Regions from separate parts of the Homo sapiens genome. Here region 2 is linked to region 1. A link is an interaction called in ENCODE POLR2A ChIA-PET data of the cell type or tissue named here. Cell type or tissue: OCI-LY7. All regions are shown on one strand. Each heading gives the region's core, and the rest is flanking DNA. Links, peaks and the distances in the headings are about the cores only. Region 1 overlaps MTA3 (metastasis associated 1 family member 3). Region 2 has its middle 21 kb from the start of MTA3.

What was found. ChIA-PET counts read pairs that join two places held together with the same protein. Peaks named below come from ENCODE experiments on the same cell type or tissue, not always from the same donor. Only the 100,000 strongest peaks of a DNase experiment are listed, where the experiment ranks them.
Region 2: POLR2A ChIA-PET joins it to region 1 with 10 read pairs; 5 of 35 experiments call an interaction of 5 or more read pairs at or near these places.

The regions. Positions count from the first base shown.
Region 1 is chr2:42,592,529-42,605,221 of GRCh38, forward strand. The region is part of intron 3 of MTA3 (metastasis associated 1 family member 3); the gene reads left to right. All of the region lies in intron 2 of LOC105374555 (a long non-coding RNA gene), which reads right to left. Among named protein-coding and RNA genes, the nearest start is that of MTA3, 30 kb to the left of the region's middle. In OCI-LY7, for the core only: CTCF peaks have their summits at 6,306 (motif pointing left) and 6,512; DNase peaks (open chromatin) are centred at 6,323, 7,303 and 7,713; H3K4me3 peaks cover 1,739 bases; H3K27ac peaks cover 2,824 bases.
Region 2 is chr2:42,541,493-42,554,185 of GRCh38, forward strand. It overlaps a transcript of MTA3 not described here. Among named protein-coding and RNA genes, the nearest start is that of MTA3, 21 kb to the right of the region's middle. RefSeq lists enhancers at 4,105-4,991, 5,887-6,392. In OCI-LY7, for the core only: a CTCF peak has its summit at 5,173; DNase peaks (open chromatin) are centred at 4,799, 5,739 and 6,309; H3K4me3 peaks cover 2,911 bases; H3K27ac peaks cover 3,414 bases.

The DNA.
Region 1 (12,693 bases), core at 2,246-10,245:
AGCTGTGTTTGCACCAGTGCACACAAGCCTGGTGTACAGATGGAGACCCTGTCTCAAAAAAATTCATTTTCACTTTTTAAACTTTTTTTATTAACAATGAAAACATAAACATATATATTAGCTTAGGCCTACACAGGGTCAGGATCATCAATATCACTGTCTTCTCAGTCCACATCTTGTCCCACTGGAAGGTCTTCAGGAACAGTAACACACACGGAGCTATCATCTTTGATAACAATTCCTTCTTTTGGAATACCTTCCGAAGGACCTGTCTGGGGCTGTTTTACAGTTAACCTTTTTTCCTTAATGAGTAGAAAGAATACACTCTAAGACAACAATAGGCCAGGTGCGGTGGCTCACGCCTGTAATCCCACCACTTGGGGAGGCTGAGGTGGGGGGATCAGTTGAGGTCAGGAGTTCGAGACCAGCCTGACCAATATGGTGAAACACTGTCTCTACTAAAAAATAACAAAAGTTAGCTGGGTGTGGTGGCATGGGCCTGTAATCGCAGCTACTTGGGAGACTGAGGCAGGAGAATCGCTTGAACCCAGGAGGTGGTGGTTGCAGTGAGCCGAGATCATGTCACTGCACTCCAGCCTTGGCAACAGAGCAAGGCTCTGTCTCAAAAAAAAAAAATTAAATAGAATTAAAACAACAATAAAACATATAGTATATTGGCCAGGTGCAGTGGCTCACACCTGTAATCTCAGCCCTTTGGGAGGCCGAGGTGGGCGGATCACTTGAGGTTAGGACATTGAGACCAGCCTGACCAACATCGTGCTACTGCACTCCAGCCTGGGTGACAGAGCGAGACTCTGTGTCAAAACAAAAAAAAGTATAGTATAATAAATACATAAATCAGTAACATAGTCATTATCTATGTCAAGTGTTAGTACTGTACATAATTCTATGTGCTATACATTTATTTGATGGGCAGTACAGTAGGTTTGTTTATACCAGTATCATCACAGACATGTGAGTAATGCTTTGTGCCATGATATTACCGCTATAGTGTCACTGGGCAGTTGGAGTTTTTCAGCTTCATTATAACCTTAAGGGACCGTTGTTCATATGTGTGGTTTGCTGTTGACTTAAATGTTATGTGGTGTGTGACTATATATGTCATTTAGTACTCGGAGGACTATGGCATCTATCTTTATTTATTTATTGATATGGAGTCTTTATTTATTTACTGAGACGGAGTTTTGCTCTGTACACTACAATGGAACCTGTGAATAGCCACTGCATTTCAGCAGCCTGGGCAACATAGCAAGACCCCATCTCTATAAAAAATAAATGGTTATATGCATTGTGATTTTGACAGATATTACCAAATTAATTGCTTCAGATATTCTTCCAATTTACACCTACCAGCAATGAATGAGTGCCCATTCCCTTCCATTTTTACCAGTATAGGATTAAGTTTTTTTTTTTTTTTTTTTTTGAGACGTCTTCTTTTGTCACCCAGGCTAGAGTGCAGTGGTGTGATCTCAGCTCACTGCAACTTCCCCCTGTCAGGTTCAAGCGATTCTTCTGCCTCAGCCTCACAAGTAGCTGGGATTACAGGCGCACACCACCATGCCTGGCTAATTTTTGTATTTTTAGTAGAGGTGGGATTTCACTATGTTGGCCAGGCTGGTCTTGAACTCCTGACTTCAGATGATCCACCTGCCTTGGCCTCCCAAAGTGCTAGGAGGGAGCCATGCGCCAGGCCCCTTTTTTTTTTTTTTTTTTTTTAAAAGACAGTCCCTAGGCTGGAGTGCAGTGGCATGATCTGAGCTCATAGCAACCTCTGCCTCCCGGGCTCAAGCAATTCTTATGCCTCAGCCTTCTGAGTAGCTGGAATTACAGGTGTGCACCACCATGCCCGGCTAATTTTTTGTGTTTTTAGTAGAGACAGGGTTTCACCATGTTGGCCAGGCTGGTCTCAAACTCCTGACCTCAGGTGATCCACCCAACTCGGACTCCCAAAGTGCCGGGATTACAGGTGGGAGCCACTGCACCAGGCCTAGGATTAAATTTTTTAATCTTTACTAATCTTACAGATTAAAAATGGTGCCTTGGTGGGATTGTATCTTAAATTTCTTATGACTGAAGTGGAACATCTTTTTATATATATATATAAATATATATATACACACATATATAAATATACATATATACATATATAAATATACATATATATATATATATATATATATTTTTTTTTTTTTTTTGAGACAGAGTCTCACTCTGTTGCCCAGGCTGGAGTCCAGTGGCGCGATCTCAGCTCACTGTAAGCTACACCTCCTGGGTTCACGCCATTCTCCCGCCTCAGCCTCCCAAGTAGCTGGGACTACAAGAGCCTGCCACTACGCCTGGCTAATTATTTATTTATTTATTTATTTATTCATTTATTTATTTTTTAGTAGAGATGGGGTTTCACCGTGTTAACCAGGATGGTCTTGATCTCCTGACCTCATGATCTGCCTGCCTCGGCCTCCCAAAGTGCTGGGATTACAGGTGTGAGCCACCACACTGGGCCATAGTTATCTATTCTTATTCAAAACCAAGGTAGTAAGGCTAAACAGGAGCTTCATTTTTTTTTTTTTTTTTTTTTGAGACAGAGTCCCGCTCTGTCACCCAGGCTGGAGTCCAGTGACGCGATCTCAGCTCACTGCAAGCTCCACTTCCCAGGTTCACGCCATTCTCCTGCCTCAGCCTCCCGAGTAGCTGGGACTACAGGTGCCTGCCACCATGCCCGGCTAATTTTTTTGTGTTTTTAGTAGAGATGGGGTTTCACCGTGTTAGCCAGGATGGTCTCAATCTCCTGACCTCGTGATCTGCCTGCCTCGGCCTCCCAAAGTGCTGGGATTACAGACGTGAGCCACTGTGCCCGGCATGTTTTTATATTTTTAAAAGGCCACATGTGTGTCCTTTTCTGTGAACTGTTTATATTCTTTGCCTATTTTGAGTTTAACTTTTGCTAAATTAATTTGTAGGGGGAAAATAATAAAAGAAACCTTTAGTTACTCCAATAAAGGAAGTAAAGCAGATATTCCTAATTGTAAACTGACGTGTTTAACCTTACATTTTTCCGTGACTTCTTCTCCTATTAGAACAAGGAAATACATTTTACTTAGCTTTTCTTCTTTCCTTGTCCTCTACCTTCCCATGTTTAAGTAAACGGTATTTGGGTATATATATATTTTTTCAGATCACATAGGACTGGAAAAAATTTTAAAAATTATTATTGTAACTTTTTACTTAGTAACTTATGACTTAGTAATAAGTTACAATAATGATTTAACAATAATAGTAGGAGCTAACACATAATACCAGACACTCTAAATGCTTTTACATGTAAGTCCATTTTATTCTACATGTAAGTTAAGTCCATCTTACATTATATATGTCCCCATCTAAGTTTCTGAAAGCATTTGTCTGTGATTCATTCTGCCCAGTTTTTGAAATCTTAATACTTCCGAGAGAAATACTAAAGAGAGAAGGGAAAATAAAAGAACAATAAAAGGTCATCCTGGCATTTGAAAAACTTTTTCTTATTTCTAATTTTGTACTTCAGTCACAAAGTTTATTAGGAATAAAGCTAAACATAGTTGATTTTTAAGATGTGTGTTGTATTTTCTTATAACATTTTACATTTTGAGAACATAGCCCATGGCTTTTTGTTTCTTAGTCTATGAAGTGTGTAGGCACATAGACCTCAGTCAGCCTGCTACTCTCCTTTTGCAGCCAGGGCCCAACCAAGATACTGAGTCCTTACTCTGCCCTTGGGCCCACTTGGTCCTTTCTAGCCAGCTGTTACCCCTTGATTGGAGTTGGCATAAAATCTATTTTTTATCACAGCATTAAAGTAATCAACTTTCATTTAAAAGGACATTTTTCTCTTGCTATTTTATGGAGTTTTTATTTTTGTAAGTGACATTTTGTAATTGGCAGTTATGGCAAGTTTGTGTCTCATTAACCAGATTATTATCAACTGTAAATATTATAAAGGTTTATTATTTGACAAGTTAATTATGTTTTATGATATACATTTTCTTATTGATCTGGTCTTCTGAATGTTAATGGTTTATATTTTTTGTGAACAAAGCAAGTACTGTATTAATACTTTAAAATTGATGTCACATTGCTTATTGATCATTAAATGAGGCATTCCAGCAATTAGATATTCTTAAGCTTTTTAGAAAGCCTTGTGTTAGCTTTACTTCTGTCATTGTGTGGCTTAATTTGTGGTCTGGAAGAATACAGGCTCATGTTGTATATTTTCATGTGACTAGTTGATTGAAAATCCTTAATTTTTTTTTTGCTGTCTGTGGACTTACAGAATGAAAATCATTTTTATACTTGAAGTAGCTAATCTAAAATTTTCCACAAGTTATCTTTTTTTTTTGGAGACAGAGTCTCGCTCTGTCGCCCAGGCTGGAGTGCAGTGGTGCGATCTTGGCTCACTGCAACCTCTGCCTCCCGGGTTCAAGCAATTCTCCTCCCTCAGCCTCCTGAGTAGCTGGGACAACAGGAGCAAACTGCATTGCCCGGTGAATAATTTTTTTTTTGTATTTTAGTAGAGACGGGGTTTCACCTTGTTGTCCAGGCGGGTTTCGAAATCCTGAGCTCAGGCAATCCGCCCACCTCGGCCTACCAAAGAATTGGGATTAGAGGCATGAGCCACTACACCTGGCCATCTTTTTAAAAAATTATTATTATTATTATTTTTGTAGAAATGGGGTCTCACCGTGTTGCCCAGGCTGGTCTCAAAGTACTGGTTTCATGTGATCCTACTGCCTAATCCTCCCAAGGTGTTGGGATTACAGGAGTGAGCCACTGCACCTGGCCGACAAGTTATCTTTTTTTTTTTTTTTTTTTTCTGTTTTTGAGATGGAGTCTTGCTGTGTTGGCCAGGCTGGAGTGCAGTGGCATGATCTCGGCTCACTGCAACCCCCACCTCCTGGGTTCAAGCAATTCTCCTGCCTCAGCCTCCTGAGTTACTGGGATTACAGGCGTGCACTACCACGCCCAGCTAATTTTTGTATTTTTAGTAGAGATGGGGTTTCACCATGTTGGCCAGGCTGGTCTCAAACTCCTGACCTTGTGATCTGCCCGCCTCAGCCTCCCAAAGTGCTGGGATTACAGGTGTGAGCCACCTCACCCACCTGTTTTTTTTTTTTTTGAGATGGGGTCTTGCTCTGTTGCCCAGGCTGGAGTGCAGTGGCACCATCTCAGCTTACTGCAACCTCTGCCTCCCAGGCTCAACTGATCCTCCTGCTTCAGCCTCCTGAGTAGCTGGGACTACAGTTGTGTGTCATCGTGTCTGGTTAATTTTTGTATCCTTTTGTAGAGACAGGGTTTTGCCACGTTGCCCAGGCTGGTCTTGAACTCCTGGGGTGAAGCGATCTGCCCACTTTAGCCTCCCAAAGTGTTAGGATTACAGGCATGAGCCACTGCGCCTGGCCAAGTTATCTTTTTAAAACAAATCTTTTTATTGAAGTATAGTGTACATTCACTGAATTCCGGATCTTTTTGCTACTATTTTTATTTCTTTTCTTTTCTTTTTGTTTTTTTGAGACAGAATCTTGCTCTGTTGCCCAGGCCGGAGTGCAGTGGCATGATCTTGGCTCACTGCAACCTCCACCTTCTGGGTTCAAGTGATTCTCCTGCCTCAGCCTCCTGAGTAGCTGGGACTATTGCCACCACACCCAGCTAATTTTTTGTATTTTTAGTAGAGATGGGGTTTCACTGTGTTAGTCAGGATGGTCTGTATCTCCTGACCTCGTGATCCACCCGCCTCGGCCTCCCAAAGTGCTGGGATTACAGGCGTGAGCCACCGCGCCTGGCCTTCACTACTTCTATTTCTAAATAGTGCTTTTACCTTAATATAGTGCCTCTATATTTAGGTAGTCCAAAGTATTTTTCATTTAGCATTCCAAATCACGGAATTTTAGACCTGTAAGGACCTTATACATAATCTGTTTAAACCCTCTGTATTTTTTGGTTGAGTCCTTGGTTAGGTCTAAGGTCACCTAACTGGATTAGTATCCTGTCCTCTAAATGCTTCTTTTGTATGTTTTATTTATCTCCTTAAAATTTATTTTGGATAAGATAAATATACTGCATTTTGTTATATGTTTGTATAATTTGGCATTATGGGGCAGATAAATTAACGTTGTTGAGCCTTAATTCATCTTTACAAGGGACTCATTAATACTTTCTACCTTATTACCCTTCCTGTGTTGAGGGTTTTTGTAGCGATTAAATGAATAAAAGCCCCTACAAATCATAAGACATGCAGAAAACAGTAGCTTTGACTGGGCCCCCTGGAGGACTTTCACATTAACACAGAAGCCTTGACATACATGGGAAGTGGGTACCACTGGAGGCTTTTCTAGAGTTGTGCTAGTGGCATGCATTTTCAGTTGTCCCTTCCAGCCAGGAAGTTGGAAAATGGTCATCTGAAGCCTTAGTTCACTCTGCCCCTTTCTTGACACCTAGGAATGTGGAGAATGGTTGTGGCTGCTCTCCTTTTTAACTTCGTTTGCTAGTGGTGACAGCTCAGGGCTCAGGACGGTGGCTAATGTCCCATATCCTTTCAGTGTACCTCATGCCAGTTCCTTTCCGCAAGTTTTTCCTGAGCCAGTGTTGCATCGTGTCCATGTTTATAAGACTTCTATGAGTCTTTAAAGCTGCACATGTTTTCATATTATGGGGATTTGTGCATCTTTCTAGCAACATTATAAAAATAGTTGGCTAGCCAAACTTGCTTTACATTTAATAGTAGTGGTACCGGGCGCGGCGGCTTATGCCTGTAATCCCAATCCCAGCACTTTGGGAGGCCGAGGCGGGTGGATCACAAGGTCAGGAGATCGAGACCATCCTAGCTAACACAGTGAAACCCCGTCTCTACTAAAAAAAATACAAAAATTAGCCGGGTGTGGTGGCGGGCGCCTCCAGCTACTCAGGAGGGTGAGGTAGGAGAATGGCGTGAAGCTGGGAGGTGGAGGTTGCAGTGAGCCGAGATTGCGCCACTGCACTCCAGCCCGGGCGACAGTGTGAGACTCCATCTCCAAAAAAAAAGAAAAGAGTAGTGGTAATTCATGTGGGTGAAACTGCAGTTCCTGACAGGAATTAATTTCATCATGGTAGAAAATTATTCAAGGTTAAGATGTTGTAAAGATATCCCTAAAGATAACAAAATAAAATATTTTATTTCCTGTTTTTGTTTAATTCTTTTTGTCATTAAGGTATAATATGGTTGACTCATTTGGTGGGTTTTTGTAGCTTAAGGAGTTTCATTTCTTCTTTTGTTTAGGTGGTTTTCAGACTACTCTGTTCTCTATACAGTTAGGGAAATGTTTTCCATTTCAAGACTTTTTAAAAAACTTGCTTATGGGCCAGGCATGGTGGCTCACGCTTGTAATCCCAGCACTTTGGGAGGCCGAGGCGGGCGGATCACGAGGTCAGGAGATTGAGACCATCCTGGCTAACACAGTGAAACCCTGTCTGTACTAAAAATACAAAAAAAATTAGCTGGGTGTGGCGGCACATTCCTGTAGTCCCAGCTACTCAGGAGGCTGAGGCAGGAGAATCGCTTGAACCCAGGAGGCAGAGGTTGTAGTGAGCCAAGGTCGCGCCACTGCACTCCAGCCTGGGCAACAGAGCGAGACTCTGTCTCAAAAAAAACAAAACAAAACAAAAAAACTTGCTTGTGGTTGTCTGTCTTTTCATATGAACAGCTGTAAAGGGGAAAGGGCAACAGGATTAGAAGAAATTTGTTAGTGAAGGGCTCCCAGAATGAAATGTACTATAGCAGATGGTTGCAGGAAGTGAAGTTATAATCCTTTACCCTCCAACTGATTCTTATTTCCATTTTGTCCATGGTAGACTATTAATTTTCTGACTTTTGGTTTCCAAACTGGTTAAAGGTTTGAAAAAGGTTACATCCTATAGTATATATGGCCCATGTTTCTTTTTATTAATTTTTTTTTTTTTTGCATCCCCTTTCCCATTCAGGCCCATGTTTCTTTGTTTTGTTTTGAGACCGAGTCTTGCTCTGTCACCCAGGCTGGAGTGCAGTGGTGTGATCTCCGCTCACTGCAACCTCTGCCTCCTGGGTTCAAGCGATTCTTGTGCCTCAGTCTCCTAGTAGCTAGGATTACAGGGATGCGCCACCACACCTGGCTGATTTTTGTATTTTTAATAGAGATGGGGTTTCGCCATGTTGGCCAGGGTGGTCTTGAACTCCGGACCTCAGCTGATCTGCCTGCCTTGGCCTCGCAAAGTTCTGGGATTACAGACGTAAGCCACTGTGATTAGCTCAATGGTTCATTTCTTTTACATCTTTTATTTGCTGAGTAGAGTTTGTCTCTGGATTTTTTTCTTTTTTCTTTTTTTCTCTTTTTGAGATGGAGTCATGTTCTGTCGCTTAGGCTTGAGTGCAGTAGCGTGTTCTTGGCTCACTGCAACCTCCGCCTCCCGGGTTCAGGTAATTCTCCTGCCTCAGCCTCCCGAGTAGCTGGGACTATAGGCATGCGCCTCCACGTCCGGCTAATTTTTGTATTTTTAGTAGAGACAGGGTTTCACCATGTTGTCCAGGATGGTCTCCATCTCTTGATCTCACGATCTACCCGCCTTGGCCTCCCAAAGTGCTGGGATTAAGGTGTGAGTCACCATCCCTGACCCATTTTTTATTATTATAAATCAACTTGAACTTTGTTCTGGGATGCATTTAAGTTACTTGGAAACAGCCTGATGTTTGGTTGTTGCATCTGTGATTTGTTAAGTGAGTGTGGAGCAGTGCTCAGCCTGGGGCTTAATTATTCCCTCTTACAGAGGCAAGACCTTTTTGTGTAGTCTATCCAATACGCTATGAACTATTAAGTTTTTCCAGTGTGGCTGTTTGTAAATAAATACTGCTCACAACACTGTGTAAGCACTGAGCACTGCCTTGTCTGTTTTGTTGTTGTTGTTTTGAGGCAGGGTCTCCGTCAAGTGACCCTCTCGCTGGTGCGTGCCGCCACACGACTAACTTTCTAAGTTTTGTTTTGTAGACATGAGGTGTTACTATATTGCTCAGGCCAGTCTTGAACTTCCAGGCTCAAGGGATTCTCCCACCTCGGCCTCCTGAGTAGCTGGGATTCCAGGTTCACGCCACGAAGCCCACCTAATTTTTTTTGAGACAGAGTCTTGCAGTGCTGCCCAGGCTGGAGTGCAGGGTTGCGATCTCAGCTCACTGCAACCTCCACCTTTCAGGTTCAAGTAATTCTCCTGCATCAGCCTCTGGAGTAGCTAGGATTTCAGGTGTGCACCACCACTGCCAGCTGTTTTTGTCTGATCCCATGGAGTCTTGCTCTGTTGTCCAGGTTGGAGTGCAGTGGGATGATCTTGGCTCACTGCAACCTCCACCTCTCGGATTCAAGGAATTCTCCCACCTCAGCCCCCTGAGTAGCTGGGATTACAGTCACCCACCACCTTGCCCGGCTAATTTTTGTATTTTTAGTAGAGGCGGGGGTCTTGCCATGTTGGCCAGGCTGGTCTCGAACTCCTGACCTCAGGTGATCCACCCATCTTGGCCCCCCAAAGTGTTGGGATTACAGGCGTGAACCACTGCCCAGTCCTAATTTTTGTATTTTTTTGTAGAGATGGGGTTTCATCCTGTTGCCTAGGCTGGTCTGGATCTCCTGGGCTCAAGCTGTCCACCTGCCTCGGCCTCCTGAAGTGCTGGGATTACAGGCGTGAGCCACCATACCCAGCCTTAGTTGTTGTTCTCCTATTACTGAACATTTGGCTTATTTCCAGTTTTTGGCTACTGCAAATAAAGCTCCTATGAACATTCATGTACAGGTCTTTTGGTGTACTTATGCTCTCATTTCTCTTGGGTAATTACCTAGGAGAAACATTGTTGGTTCATGTGGTGGAAGAAACTTGTCACAGAAATTTTACTTCAGTAGATTTTGCCACACAGATTCCCAAAGTGGTTGGACCAATTTTTCACTTCCTCTGTTAATGTATGAGAACTCCAGTTGGTCTATGTTCTTTCAGTCTTTTAAATTTTTAGCTATTATGGTACCATAAGTTTAATGCTTCATTTGGGTAATATGAGGGCTAGGGTGATCAAATTGTCCTCATTTGCTGGGGACTGAGGGGTTCTCTAAATGAGGGATTTTGAGCTTTAAAACTGGGAGACACTCCCTAATGAGGTTTTTAGCTGAGTTAGCAGGATGTGAAGGGAAAAGCAGTAAATTCCCTCAGTCAGACCAAGCCCAAGTACAGATACCTGGGCTATCCTTATCCAGAGGAGTGTTCTCTAATTACCAAAGACAGGGGCCCAGCCATCCACCCCCTTTCCCTTCTGGTGTCCGTTCAGACTGATTTCTTCAGAGAAGCCTCTGCTGGCTCATCAAGCTACATGACATGAATTTCCTCTGTCATGCTTCCAGAGTATGCTGTGTAATTTTATAGTACTCACCAAATCTGAAGGTATATATTCTTGCCTGGAATCCAGGATGGACTGTAATTCAGGGTAGGACTTTTATGGCTTCCTCATAGCCTCAGAACACGTTGGTAGGCACATCAATAAATTTACTTTTTTTTTTTTTTTTTTGCTGGGGGTAGGGTGGAAGGGAGAACACAGGTCCTTGTTAAAACATGTGGCAAGGCAGATTGTTAGATGTATAAGCCGTGAAAGTTTAGTTTTTACCCTAATGGTGGTTGGTTGGAAGTTATTGAGGCCTTTTTATCAAAACGGGAGAAATAGAAATTGTGTTTTAGGAAGCTGCTTGCTGGGGTGTTAATGAATTAGAGGATGGATGGTGCTCTGTTGGTGCTAGATAATTTGGTTCTGATTCTTTGTTTTAAAATTGATAGCAAGTGAAAAATAGTACAGTAGCATGTTGAGACTATATAAAATTCCATATGGACTTGGAATTTATTACAGTATTGGGCAGCTTTTGCCCGATGCAGTGTTCTTTGAATAAATATAAAGCAGAAATAGCTTAAATTTCTGATGGGATCCTGATTTGCTATAGAATAACTGATGAGTCCTTGTATCTCACACTGTGGAAATAAAATTTCTGTGGTAAATTTCTTAAAGTCAGTAAAGTAAAAAACTCATACTTAGCCAATTTTTGGTTTTCATTTAATATGTACTTTAAGGTAAGATTTCTTTTGCATTTAGTTCAGCAGTTCCTGAAATCCTTTCCAGGGGGTCTATGAGGTCAACACAATTTTCTTTCTTTCCTTTTTATTTTCTTTTGAGACGGAGTCTGGCTCTGTCACCCAGGCTGGTGTGCAGTGATGGCTCACTGCAAGCCCCGCCTCCCGGCTTCACGCCATTCTCCTGCCTCAGCCTCCCCACTACCTGGGACTACAGGCGCCCACCATCTCACCTGGCTAATTTTTCTATTTTTAGTAGATACGGAGCTTCATTGTGTTAGCCAGGATGGTCTCGATCTCCTGACCTTGTGATCCGCCTGCCTCGGTCTCCCAACGTGCTGGGATTACAGGCGTGAGCCACCGCACCCAGCTCTTTGTTTTTGAAACAGAGTTTTGCTCTTGTCGCCCAGGCTGGAGTGCAATGGCGTGATCTTGGCTTACTATAACCTCCGTCTCCTGGGTTCAAGCGATTCTCCTGCCTGAGTCTCCAGAGTAGCTGGGATTACAGGCTCCCGCCACTATGCCCAGCTAATATTTTGTACTTTTAGTAGAGATGGGGTTTCACCATATTGGCCAGGTTGGTCTCAAACTCCTGACCTCAGGTGATCCACCCGCCTCGGCCTCCCAAAGTGCTGGGATTACAGGCATGAGCCACTGCGCCCGGCGTCCAGTGTAACTCTTAAGTTTAGTCTCCCATCCACTTTGTGTTAAATCTTGAAAGAAGAATTTTGAAAAGCACTGGAATGAAATGTGAAAAATAAAGCCCCTTTTACAGTAACTTATTGATGTTTATGTTCTGCAGTGTTTTATGCTGTAACTTTGTGAGTCTATCCTTGCTGCTGCTGAATTTAGTGTTGCTCGATAATTCTTACTTGGTCTGCTCTGAATGTTTCTTTTCTTTTTTTTTTTTTTTAATTTATTTTTTTATTGATAATTCTTGGGTGTTTCTCACAGAGGGGTATTTGGCAGGGTCATGGGACAATAGTGGAGGGAAGGTCAGCAGATAAGCAAGTGAACAAAGGTCTCTGGTTTTCCTAGGCAGAGGACCCTGCGGCCTTCCGCAGTGTTTGTGTCCCTGATTACTTGAGATTAGGGATTGGTGATGACTCTTAACGAGCATGCTGCCTTCAAGCATCTGTTTAACAAAGCACATATTGCACCGCCCTTAATCCATTTAACCCTGAGTGGACACAGCACATGTTTCAGAGAGCACAGGGTTGGGGGTAAGGTCACAGATCAACAGGATCCCAAGGCAGAGGAATTTTTCTTAGTGTAGAACAAAATGAAAAGTCTCCCATGTCTACTTCTTTCCACACAGACACGGCAACCATCCGATTTCTCAATCTTTTCCCCACCTTTCCCGCCTTTCTATTCCACAAAGCTGCCATTGTCATCCTGGCCCGTTCTCAATGAGCTGTTGGGTACACCTCCCAGATGGGGTGGTGGCCGGGCAGAGGGGCTCCTCACTTCCCAGTAGGGGCGGCCGGGCAGAGGCGCCCCTCACCTCCCGGACGGGGCGGCTGGCCGGGCGGGGGGGCTGACCCC
Region 2 (12,693 bases), core at 1,974-9,973, 51 kb before region 1:
GTCATCACTTTATTATAAAACAGGCTTTGTGTCAGATGATTTTGCCCAACTGTAGACTACTATGTGTTCTGAGTGTGTTTAAGGTAGGCTAGGCTTAGCTGTGACACTGGGTAGATGAGGTGTATTAAGTGTGTTTTTGACTTACCATGGATTTACCCAGTGGTAACCCCATCATCAGTTGAGGGGCATCTGTAGAGTCCTGTGCCATTCAGTAACCTTGTTTCAGTCACAGTAGCAATTGATTAGGTTATAGCTGTCAGTATATCCCTTCCAGTCCTAAGGATATGCTCCAGCCTCTTGCTGGGATTTAGGTTATTTCCCAAGTCTTCTCAGTAATACCTATTCAAACCACTTCTTCCCTTCAGTCTCTTGTCCAGATGGCTACTGTCAATTAGAGAGGGCTCTGTGGCTGTGAACAATGGAAGCCTGCTCAGGCCAGGAATACTGAACCCATGGGCCCAAAAACCAGCCTCAGGAGGGATTGAAATCTAGAACTAGAGGGTTGTGAGGAGCCAAGGCAGCAGTTTTCTGGGCTTTTCAGTGTGTGTGCTGTCTCCTTTCTGGAACTACACTGATAATCCCTGCTTTATTCTGCTTTCTTTGCAAATGGGTTTGCTCTATGCCTAGATCAAGTATAGACTCACAAGTCTCCACTCCATTCCCAGACTCTTGAGTAACTGACCCATAGGAGTCAGGGGTCTTCCCGTACGCCAGTCAGCTAGGGACAGGGGAGCGGGGTCCCAAATAATACACATGGCCCTGAGCCCATCTCTGCGAAGGGGATGGGAATGTGGGTGAGTTATCAGACAATGCAAGTCGTGGGCTTTCTGTTACGTTATAATCCTATGGAGAACTTCTTGTTATAGATACCCATATGTGAAGAAAAGACTGGTACTGAATACCAAGGATATATTAGTCAGGGTTCTTTAGAGGGACAGAACCAATGGAATATATATATTCAATCAAGTTGACACTCAATATTAACCGTCACACGTACACCCCTTGTTAGCTTAAACCCTTACACATCTCCTGAAATCATACATAATCTTTTATTTTATTTATTTATTTATTTATTTTGAGACGGAGTCTCACTCTGTTGCCCAGGCAAGAGTGTAGTGGCATGACCTTAGCTCACTGCAACCTCCACCTCCCGGGTTCAAGCAATCCTCCCACCTCAGCCTCCTGAGTAGCTGGGATTACAGGTGCCTGCCACCTCACCCAGCTAATTTTTTTTTTGTATTTTTAGTAGAGACAGGGCTTCACCATGTTGGCCAGGCTGGTCTCAAACACCTGACCTTAAGTGACCTGTCCACCTCAGCCTCCCAAAGTGCTGGGATTACAGGCGTGACCCACTGCACCCAGCCCATAATCTTCAAATAAAGACAATAATAAGGTCATATTTACGCCTAACATAATACAACTATCCTTCATACAACCAGAAACACATCAATCCCCAACCCAAACTATTAAGTCTCCCCGAGGAGTTTGGGGCTGGGGTTTTTAAGAGTTTTGGGGTAGGCAAGAAGTGTGGAGAGTGTTGATTGGTCCAAGAGCTCAGGACAAATTCTTAGGACAGGGAGATGAAGAAACTGTATTCTCATGCTGATTCCATTTCTCTGTGGGAGTCTTTAAACTGGGTGGCATCAACTGTTTGCTGGAATTCAGGATCTGAAAAACATCTTAAACAATTTTTTTTGTTTTTTGAGACAGAGTCTCCCTCTGTCGCCCAGGCTGGAGAGCAGTGGCGCAATCTCAGCTCACTGCAAACTCTGCCTCCCTGGTTCAAGCGATTCTCCTGCTTCAGCCTCCTGAGTAGCTGGGATTACAGGTGCACACCACCATGCCCAGCTAATTTTTGTATTTTTAGTAGAGGTGGGGTTTCACTATGTTGGTCAGGCTGGTCTCGAACTCCTGACCTCGTGATCCACCTACCTCGGCCTCCCAAAGTGGTGGGTTTACAGGCGTGAGCCACTGCTCCCAGCCAACAGTTCTTTTTATGTTTGTTTGTTTGAGACGGGGTCTCACTGTGTCACCCAGGCTGGAGAGCAGTGGCAATTATAGCTCATTGCAACAGCCTGGAACTCCTGGACTCAAGCAATCCTCCCACCTCATCCTCCCAAGGGACTGGGACTATACTCACTTGGGAGGTTACTGATTTTTTTTTTTTTTTTTTTGTACAGACAGGGTCTTACTCTGTTGCCCAGGCTGGTTTCAAACATCTGGCCTCAAGCAGTCCTCCCTCCTTGGCCTCCTAAAGTGCTGGGATTACAGGCATGAGCCGCTATGCCTGGTCTTTAAGCAACATTTTAAAAAATTATGTATCTAACATATACATACATTAAAAAATATATATATATATTTTGTTCATTTGTTTTTAATTAGAGACAGGGGTCTCACTATATTGCCTAGGCTTGTCTCAAACTCTTGGGCTCAAGTGGTCCTCCTGTTAGAGAAACAGGAAGATAGCCGAGCCAAGGTGACACCATTTTAAAATCAACTCCATCTTTAAACTAGAAAGACACATTCCTTGCCAGTCCTCCCCATGGTCATAAGATGTTTATGACTAAGGAAGCAGTTTAGTTCGCCTGCAAGGACAAACTCCTATGACAGCAGAATGTCCAGATGTCTCCTGCTATCACATAACAGTATATGCTTCTAAGATAGTTACAGTCTGGCCTGGCACGGTGGCTCACGCCTGTAATCCCAGCAGTTTGGGAGGCCAAAGCAGGCAGATCACAAGGTCAGGAGTTTGAGACCAGCCTGACCAACACAGTGAAACCTCGTCTCTACTAAAAATACAAAAATTAGCTAGGCATGGTGGCACGTGCCTATAGTCCCAGCTACTCAGGAGGCTGAGGCAGGAGAATCGCTCGAACCCAGGAGGCAGAGGTTGTGGTGAGCCAAGATTGCGCCACTGTACTCTGTTGCCAGCTTGGGCAACAGAGCAAGACTCCATCTCAAAAAAAAACAAAAACAAAAACAAAAAAAAAAACATAGTTATAGTCATGCTTTGATGTACTTAGGCACTAAAATACCAAAAATAACTTTTTTTTTTTTTTTCTTTGAGACAGGATCTTGCTCTGTCACTCAGAGCAAGTGTTGGCCAGGCTGGTCTCAAACTCCTGACCTCAGGTGATTGCCACCTCGGCCTCCCAAAGTGCTGGGATTACAGTCGTGAGCCACTTTGCCCAGCATTTTTTTAAAAAAAACAGTGATATTCCTTGCTACTTTAAGCAATTATTAAACAAAACCTTATGATTCTGACATCAGAAATTCTATCTATAGGAAGAATGAGGAGGATGCAAATGGTCAGTATCTCGTGCTATATGGCTTTCAGTTACAAGGAAGTGGGTCAAGTACAGCCTGATTAATGCTTAATTTTAACTATATTTCTGTCTAGAATTTTTGTTAACCCTGTAAGGACAACTTCACAGCTGGCATTTTGACAACCAGCTAATATCTGACCTTAAACAGCCCATTCTTTGAACAACATAATTGTTTGTTTAGGACTCACAAAGTTTAGTGGCCTCCAGCATTCCAAGTCCAGGTGATGAGAGCTGCAGAAAACAGCTCAGTCATGAGACCATTAAGATTTTGAATCCCAACCAGGCGTGGTTGCTCATGCTTGTAATCTCAGCACTTTGGGAGGCCAAGGCAGGAGGATCACTTGAGCCCAGGAGTTTGAGGCCAGCCTGGGCAACATAGTGAGACCCTGTCTCTACCAAAAGTACAAAAATTAGCTGGGTATGGTGGCACACGCCTGTACTCGCAGCTACTTGGGAGGCTGGGGTGAGAGGATCACTTGAGCCTGGGAGGCTGAGGCTGCAGTGAGCCGTGATCATACCACTGCATTCCAGCCTGAGCGACAGAGAGAAACCTTGTCTCAAAAATAAAATTAGAAGAAGAAAAAAAAAGGAACCTAAGAAAACACAAGGCATTGTCAGTAACTCGGGAGAGAAATGCTCTAGGTAAGAACTAGGGCAAGGAAGGCTATGTTTGAGGGATGGAAGGGAGAGTGGGAGGTTCCCAGATAGAATCAATGAGTTGGAGTTAAAAATGTGTGAGTGTTTCGGGGGTGGGACAGCAGAGGAATCTGGTTTCTTATGTGTAAAATAAGGGTATAAGGCCTACCTCATTAGATAAAATGTGTAAAGCTTCTAGTTTAGTGCCTGGCACATGGCAGGTTTTCAAGAGGGTTTAAAGTTGACACATCGTTTTCAATAGATTGCATGATGTGTACCTTAAAGAAGCTTGGGATACAAAAGCAGATAGCTTACATACATGGATGGACATTGAGGCTCATGGATTTCAGACTGAGGTTCAGGTTAAGATTCCTGATTAAGCCCTGACCTGAGATCTCCATACTTCCTACTGTGCCACGCTGCAGTTGGAAGGCCTTCAGACTGGAAATTCTGGTTATTGAAATTCTCTTAAGATGGGTATCTGGAACGTGCCTTCCCAGAAAGATTTCAAGAAATGAAAGACAGGCTCCGCGTTAACACTAATCGCAATGATAATGGTACTATTTAAAAGCAGCTTCCCTAAGCCACTCCTGAAAGGGCAATTGGCTGATCCGGGAATTCACTCTTTAGATAACCTGGTAGGGAAGGGAAGGAGGGAGGGAGGACCTTAGATTTTTAATAAGAAACCATTAACTTCAGCTAACAGCAATAACAATGGAGGCGCCTGGTGACTGCTGGCACTTAAAATATAAATGGAAAACACAGGGCACCTCGGATTTCTCCATTGTTACATGCTAATGAAGTGGCTCCACTCAAACAAAGGCCCCAGGAGAAATTAGTGGAGGGTGTGGCCTGGCCCCACACTGAGGAAGAAGCCTGTGTAGGATGCTGGCAATCTCGGTTCCAGAATTAGGATGTCCTTGTCTGCTCTACTTGGTTTTCTGACCCTGAGTGTCCCTGGACCTGTTTCTTTCAGTAAAATGTGTATAATCAAATCCAGGGGTGGTCATCCCCTGCCATCTAACCTGGCAACTTTGGTCATCCTTTTTCTAATCAAACCAAAAAGAACTGAAAAAAATTACTTGCAGTTTCCTATGTGCACTCCATCTAGAGGCATTTCTAGTTGGTCACTTTTTTCTAGTCAAACTAGAGGCGTTTCTAGGTTGGTCATTCCTAGTTGGTCATCTTTTTTCCTGGTCAAACAAAAAAGAACTGAAAAAAATTACTTAGAGTTTCCTACATGCACTCTATTTAGAGGCATTTCCTGGTTTTATTCCTTACGCATGTTGCAAGACTGCACCCAGCATCCGTGTTCATATAATCTGTGGCGGTAACAGAAGGGGTCTCTATTCTCAATGTCTCACATTTTGGTAGGAAATAGGACATGTGGGCAGACAGGAGGATGAATGTGATCAGGGTGGGACATGCAGGCAAATAACGATACAATGTGGCAGAATGAGACACTTGTCACAGGGATCTTATTGCTAGAGCTTTACAGAGGTGGTAAGAAACTGCGTAGGGAGCTAGCAGGGGCTAATCTGCCAGGCTTCACGAGGATGTGGACTTTAAACTGCAGAGGTTCCCCCCACTACTCTCTGATGACTACAGTCTATGGAGGAACTTTATAAAATACAGATTCCCTGGCCCCTCCCCCAGAGACAGATTTTGTAGGTCTAGGGTGGAGTCTGGAAGTCTACTGATAAAAATCTCAGCTGAATTAAATGAACAATTCGCCAATCGGGCAGCCGGCAGAATCACAGCAGATTCAGAGACTCCAGCCACGTGGTGTAAGATTTACAGACAAAAAAAGGAAGTGATGAACAGAAATAGGACGTGAGGTACAGAACAGCTGGCTTGGTTACAGCTCTGCGTTTGCCTTATTATTATTTCTGAGACTGAATCTTGCTCTGTCGCCCAGGCCGGAGTGCAGTGGCGCAATCTCTGCTCACTGCAACCTCCACCTCCTGGGTTCAAGCGATTCTCGTGCCTCAGCCTCGTAAGTAGTAGCTGGGATTACAGGCACGCGCCAACGCGCCCGGCTAATTTTTGTATTTTTAGTAGAGTCAGGGTTTCACCATGTTGGCCAGGCTAGTCTTGAACTCCTGACCTCAAGTGATCCGCCCGCCAAGGCCTCTCAAAGCGCTGGGATTACAGGCGTCAACCCCCGCGCCTGGAGGCATTTGTCTTATTTGAACACTCAGCAGTTGAAGTATGGCTTCTGGGACTGGCCAAGACTTAGCTATTGTTACAGGCGCATACTCCTAAATTAGGTTTTCAATCTTGTCTATTAAGCTAGGTTGCAGTTCGTCCACGAGGACTCAAATAAAGAAGTACAGAGTCTTTCTAAGGCCATATTTAGTTCGCTTTAACGCGACTAAGAAAAATAAGATAAACTGCCCTGTGGTCCTGACTTAGCTATTGTTACAGGTGCATACTCCTAAATTAGGTTTTCAATCTTGTCTATCTATTAAGCTAGGTTGCAGTTCGTCCACGAGGACTCAAATAAAGAAGTACGGAGTCCTTCTAAGGCCATATTTAGTTAGCTTTAAAGCTACTATGAAAAATAAGATAAGCTGCCCTGTGGTCCTGATGGTCAGCCCAGTTTGGAGGCCACCCATACAGTAGAGAGGCAACCCCAAATAACCCGTGACATTACAATCATCCCCTCTTATCCGTGGTTTTGTTTTCTGAGGTTTTAGTTAACCTGAGGTCTAAAAATATTAAAGGGGGCCGGGCGCGCTGGCTCATGCCTGGAATCCCAGCACTTTGGGAGGCTGAGAGGGGCAGATTGCTTGAGGTCAGGAATTCGAGACCAGCCAGGCCAACATGGCAAAACCCTGTCTCTACAAAAAATACAAAAAATTAGCGGAGCTTGGTGGTACTCACCTGCGATCCCAGCTACTCAGGAGGCTGAGGCACAAGAATTGCTTGAGCCTGGGAGGCAGAGGTTGCAGTGAGCCGAAATTGCTCCACTGCACCCCAGCCTGGGCAGCAAAGCAAGACTCCGTCTCAAAATATACGTATATACATAAAATTAAAATGCAAATATTAAATGGGCTGGGCATGGTGGCTCACGCCTGTAATTCCAGCACTTTGGAAGGCTGAGGCGAGAGGATTGCTTGAGCCCGGGAGTTCAAGACCAGCCTGGGCAACATGGCAAAAACGCCATCTCTACAGAAAACTCTATCTCCACAAAAATTAAGCCAGGTGTGGTGGCACACACCTGGGGTTCCAGCTACCCAGGAGGCTGAGATGGGAGGATCACCTGAGCTGGGGAGGTTGAGGCTGCAGTGAGCTGTGATTGCCCCATGGCACTGCAGCCTGGGTGACAGAGTGAGACCCTGTCTCAAAAAAAAATATATATATATATATATAATATATATATATATATAATATATATATATAATATATATATATATATAATATATATATATATATCAGCGGGCACGGTGGCTCACGCCTGTAATCCCAGCACTTTGGGAGGCTGAGGCAGGCAGATCACCTGAGGTCAGGAGATCAAGACCAGCGTGACCAACATGGAGAAACCCCATTTCTACTAAAAATACAAAATTAGCTGGGCGTGGTCGTGCATGCCTGTAATCCCAGCTACTCGGAGGCTGAGACAGGAGAATTGCTTGAACCTGGGAGGCGGAGCTTGCAGTGAGCCGAGATCGTGCCATTGCACTCCAGCCTGGGCAACAAGAGCAAAACTCCATCTTAAAATATATATATAATATATATATGTATATAATATATTATATTTGTATATATTATATATGTATACGTATATAATATATTATATATTATATACGTGTACGTATATATGTAATATATAATGTATATGTACACGTATATAATATATAATATATTATATACGTATACGTATACATTATATATTACATATATACGTATATACGTATATAAAATATATGTATATATTATATATACGTATATAATATATATTATATAATATATAATATATACGTATACATATAATATATTATATATACATATTATATATTATATATTTAAATTATATATTATATCATATATAATATATATGATATAATATATAATATACATATATTACATAATATATATTATATACATATACATATATAATATATAATATATTATATACATATACATATATAATATATAATATATTATATACATATACATATATAATATATAATATATTATATACATATACATATATAATATATAATATATTATATATACATATTATATATTATATATTTAAATTATATATTATATATGTATATAATGGAAAATTCCAGAAACAAATAATTCAGAAGTTTTAAATTGTGTGTAGCTCTGAGTAACATGAAATCTTGGGCCACCCAACTCCGTCCCACTGTAAGATGAAATCCTGTGCCACCCAACTCCGTCCCACCTGGCACATGCATCCTCCCTTCCTCCAGTGTATCCAGGCTGTACCTGCTCATTAGTCACTTAGTAGCCTTCTTGCTGATCAGATTGATTGTTGCTGTATCACAGCACTTGTGTTCAAGGAACACTTATTTTACCTAATATTGGCTCCAAAGCACAAGAATAATGGTGCTGGCAATTCAGATATGCCAAAGAGCAGCCATAAAGTATTTCCTTTAAGTGAAAAGGTGAAAGTTCTCAGCTTACTAAGGAAAGAAAAAAACTGCAAGCTGAGGTTGCTAAGATCTACCATAAGAACAAATCTTATAGCTATGAAATTGTTAAGAAGGAAAAATAAATTCATGCTGGTTTTGCTGTCACACCTCAACCTGCAAAAATTATGGCCACAGTGCATGATAATTGCTTAGTTAAGATGGAAAAAGCATTAAATTTGTGGGTGGAAGACATTAACAGAAATGTGTTCTGACTGCTAGCAATCAAGTTCAGTACTATCCTTGGTTTCAGCATCCACTGGGGGTCTTGGAAAGCATCTCCGAAGATAAGGTGGGATTACTGTACAATACAGTAGTGTAATGGAGGTGTTAGTGCTCTGGGGAGGAGGTTTTGTATATGCTGAGGGGTTCACCCAATGGAGCAGCAGAAGGAAGGAGGTCAGGTTGTGGAAATGTGGGTGCAAGGCTTAGGCCAAGGAAAGCTCACGTCCTGCTCAAGGAGCTAAGGGTGGCTCAGATTTGGCAGAGTACATGGGGAGAAAGGCGCTGGGACAAGAGACTGGGAAGGGGAACTGGGGGACAGATTGTAAAGGGCTATCCTTGAATATTGTGCTAAGGAATGTGGACTTGATGGTGGAAGTACTGGTGGAGCAATGAAGATATTAAAATTCATGATAGAGGGCCAGGCACAGTGGCTCATGCCTGTAATCCCAGCACTTTGGGAGGCCAAGGTGGGTGGATCAACTGAGGTCAGGAGTTCAAGACCAGCCTGGCCAACATGGCGAAACCCCATCTCTACTAAAAATACAAAAATTAGCCGGGCATGGTGGTGCACACCTGTAGTCCCAGCTACCCCAACTACTTGAGAGGCTGAGACAGGAGAATAGCTTGAATCCAGGAGGGGAGGTTGCAGTGAGCAGAGATCGCACCATTGCACGCCAGCCTGGGTGACAGAACCAGACTCTGACTAAATAAATAAATAAATAAATAAATAAATAAATAAATAAATTAAAATTTATGATAGAATAGTAGATGAAGAAGACTTTCTCTCCAAAACAGCTTTGAGCTCGGGTCATTCATTTGATCAGTGAATATTTCTTTTTTTTTTTTGTTTGTTTGTTTGTTTTTTGAGACGAAGTCTTGCTCTGTCGCCCAGGCTGTAGTGCACTGGTGCAATCTTGGCTCACTGCAACCTCTGTCTTCTAGGTTCAAACAATTCTCCTGTTTCAGCCTCCCGAATAGCTGGGATTACAGATGCACACCACCATGCCTGGCTAAGTTTTATATTTTTAGTAGAAATGGGGTTTCACCACGTTGGCCACCCTGTTCTCGAACTCCTGACCTGAGGTAAACCACCTGCCTCAGCCTCCCAAAGTGCTGGGATTACAGGCCTGAGTCACCACGCTGGCTTTATTTCTCAAGTATCTTCTATCTGCCAGGTGTGCCCTTGAGGAGACTGCAGTACATAAAACAGACAGACATGCCTCTTCTCAAAGAGCTTACATTTTAGTGGGAAAAACATATTGTAAGTACAATATATGGTATGTCAGGTGTGTTATGGAGAGGAATAAAGCGGGAGAGAGTGACACAGAGTGCTGGGGAGTTGAGCAGATATTACAATGTTAAATAGGATGGGAAGGGAAGACTGCACTGAGGAGGTAATTTTTTTTTTCTTTTTGAGATGGAGTTTCGCTCTGGAGTGCAGTGGTGCGATCTCGGCTCACTGCAACCTCCGCCTCCTGGGTTGAAGCAATTCTCTGCCTCAGTCTCCAGAGTAGCTGGGATTACAGGCACCCGCCACCACGCCTGGCTAATTTTTTGTATTTTTAGTAGAGACGGGGTTTCACCATGTTGGCCAAGATGGTCTCGATCTCTTGACCTCTTGATCCACCCACCTCGGCCTCCCAAAGTGCTGGGATTACAAGTGTGAGCCACCGTGCCTGGCCTGTTTGTTTTTTAATAGAGATGAGGTCTCCCTATATTGCCCAGGCTGGTATCAAATTCCTGGGCTCAAGCAGTCCTCCCACCTCTGCCTCCCAAAGTGGGAGATGTATTTGAGCTGTCAAGCCGGTGAGGGAAGTTTGGGGTGAAGCAGAATTGCAAAGGCCCTGAGACTGGTGTGTGCCTGGCATGTCTAGGGAATAATCAGACCAGTGTGGCTGAGCAGCAGTGAGCTGGTAAAGAGATAAAGGCCACAGCCGAGAAGTAAGGGGAGAGGTATGAATCAGATGGGATTTGGTTATTCCTTCCTGCCCTTTCTTAGATAAATTAATGAATAATACAAGTGAATCTGAGCTCATCAGCAAATTTAGAGCAGACTATGAAGATGCTTGTCTTAAAACTTTCTCTCACTTGGACTATTGAAAAGGCTTTTTAAAACTAGACTCCTAGCCCCAGGGGGTGGTGGCTAAAGCCTGTAAGTAATCCCAACACTTTGGGAAGTGAGGTGAGAGGATCCCTTGAGCCCAGGAGTTTGAGGCTGCAATAAACGCCCAGATGGCACCACTGCACTACCACCTGGGTGATGGAAGAGACTCCTTGTCCAAAAAAAAAAAAAAAAGAAGAAGAAGAAGAAAAAGAAAAAAGAAAGGGCCAGGCGTGGTGGCTCATGCCTGTAATTCCAGCATTTTGTGAGGCCGAGGTGGGCGGATCATGAGGTCAAGAGATAGAGGCCATCCTGGCCAACATGGTGAAGCCCCGTCTCTACTAAAAATACAAAAATTAGCCAGGTGTGGCGGCACATGCCTGTAGTCCCAGCTACTCGGGAGGCTGAGGCAGGAGAATTGCTTGAACCCAGGAGGTGGAAGCTGCATTGAGCCGAGATCGCGCCACTCCCCTCCAGCCTGGGCGACACCGCAAGACTCCATCTCAAAAAATTAAAAAAAAAAAAAAAATCAAAGAAAGTTCTACTCCGAGGCTGAGTATGATGGCTCACACCTATAATCCCAGCACTTTGGAAGGCCGAGGCAAGAGGATTGCTTGAGGCCAGGAGTTTGAGATCAGCCTGGGCAACATAGGGAGACCCTGTCTCTACAAAAAAATTTTTAAAAAATTAGGCTGGGTGGGCCGGGCGCAGTGGCTCAAGCCTGTAATCCCAGCACTTTGGGAGGCCAAGGTGGGCAGATCACGAGGTCAGGAGATCGAGACAATCCTGGCTAACGCGGTGAAACCCGTCTCCACTAAAAATACAAAAAATTCGCCGGGCATGGTGGCGGGTGCCTGTAGTCCCAGCTACTCTGGAGGCTGAGGCAGGAGAATGGCGTGAACCCTGGAAGCGGAGCTTGCAGTGAGCCGAGATTGCGCCACTGCACTCCAGCCTGGGCGAGAGAGCGAGACTCCATCTCAAAAAAAAAAAAAAATTAGGCTGGGTGTTGGGCCAGACACGGTGGCTCATACCTGTAATCCTAGCACTTTGGGAGGCCGAGGCGGGCATATCACCTGAGGTCAGGAGTTCGAAACCAGCCTGGCCAACATGGAGAAACCCCGTCTCTACTAAAAATACAAAATTAACCGAGTATGGTGGCGCATGCCTGTAATCCCAGCTACTCGAGAGGCTGAGGCAGGAGAATGGCTTGAACCCAGGAGGTAGAGGTTGCAGTGAGCCGAGATCACGCCATTGCCCTCCAGCCTGGGCAACAAGAGCGAAACTCCATCTCAAAAAAAAAAAAGATTGACTCTAATTTCTTGAAAAGCATCATGCATACTTGAGACTTCTTTGAAATGAGTACCTGAAATGAGCTGAGATTGTGCCACTGCAGTCCAGCCTGGGCGACAGAGCAAGACTCCATCTCAAAAAAAAAAAAAAAAAGAAAAAAAAACGAAAGAAAGAAAGAAGGAAGAAGAAAAAAAAAACAAAACAAAAAACTAGTTATCAGCGGGCATGGTGGCTCACGCGTGTAATCCCAGCACTTTGGGAGGCCGAGGCGGGTGGATCACCTGAGGTCAGGAGTTTGAGACCAGCCTGACCAACATGGAGAAACTCCGTCTCTACCAAAAATACAAAAATTAGCCAGATGCTGTGGTGCATGCCTGTAATCCCAGCTACTCGGGAAGCTGAGGTACGGGAATCGCTTGAATGCAGGAGATGGAGTTTGCAGTGAGCCGAG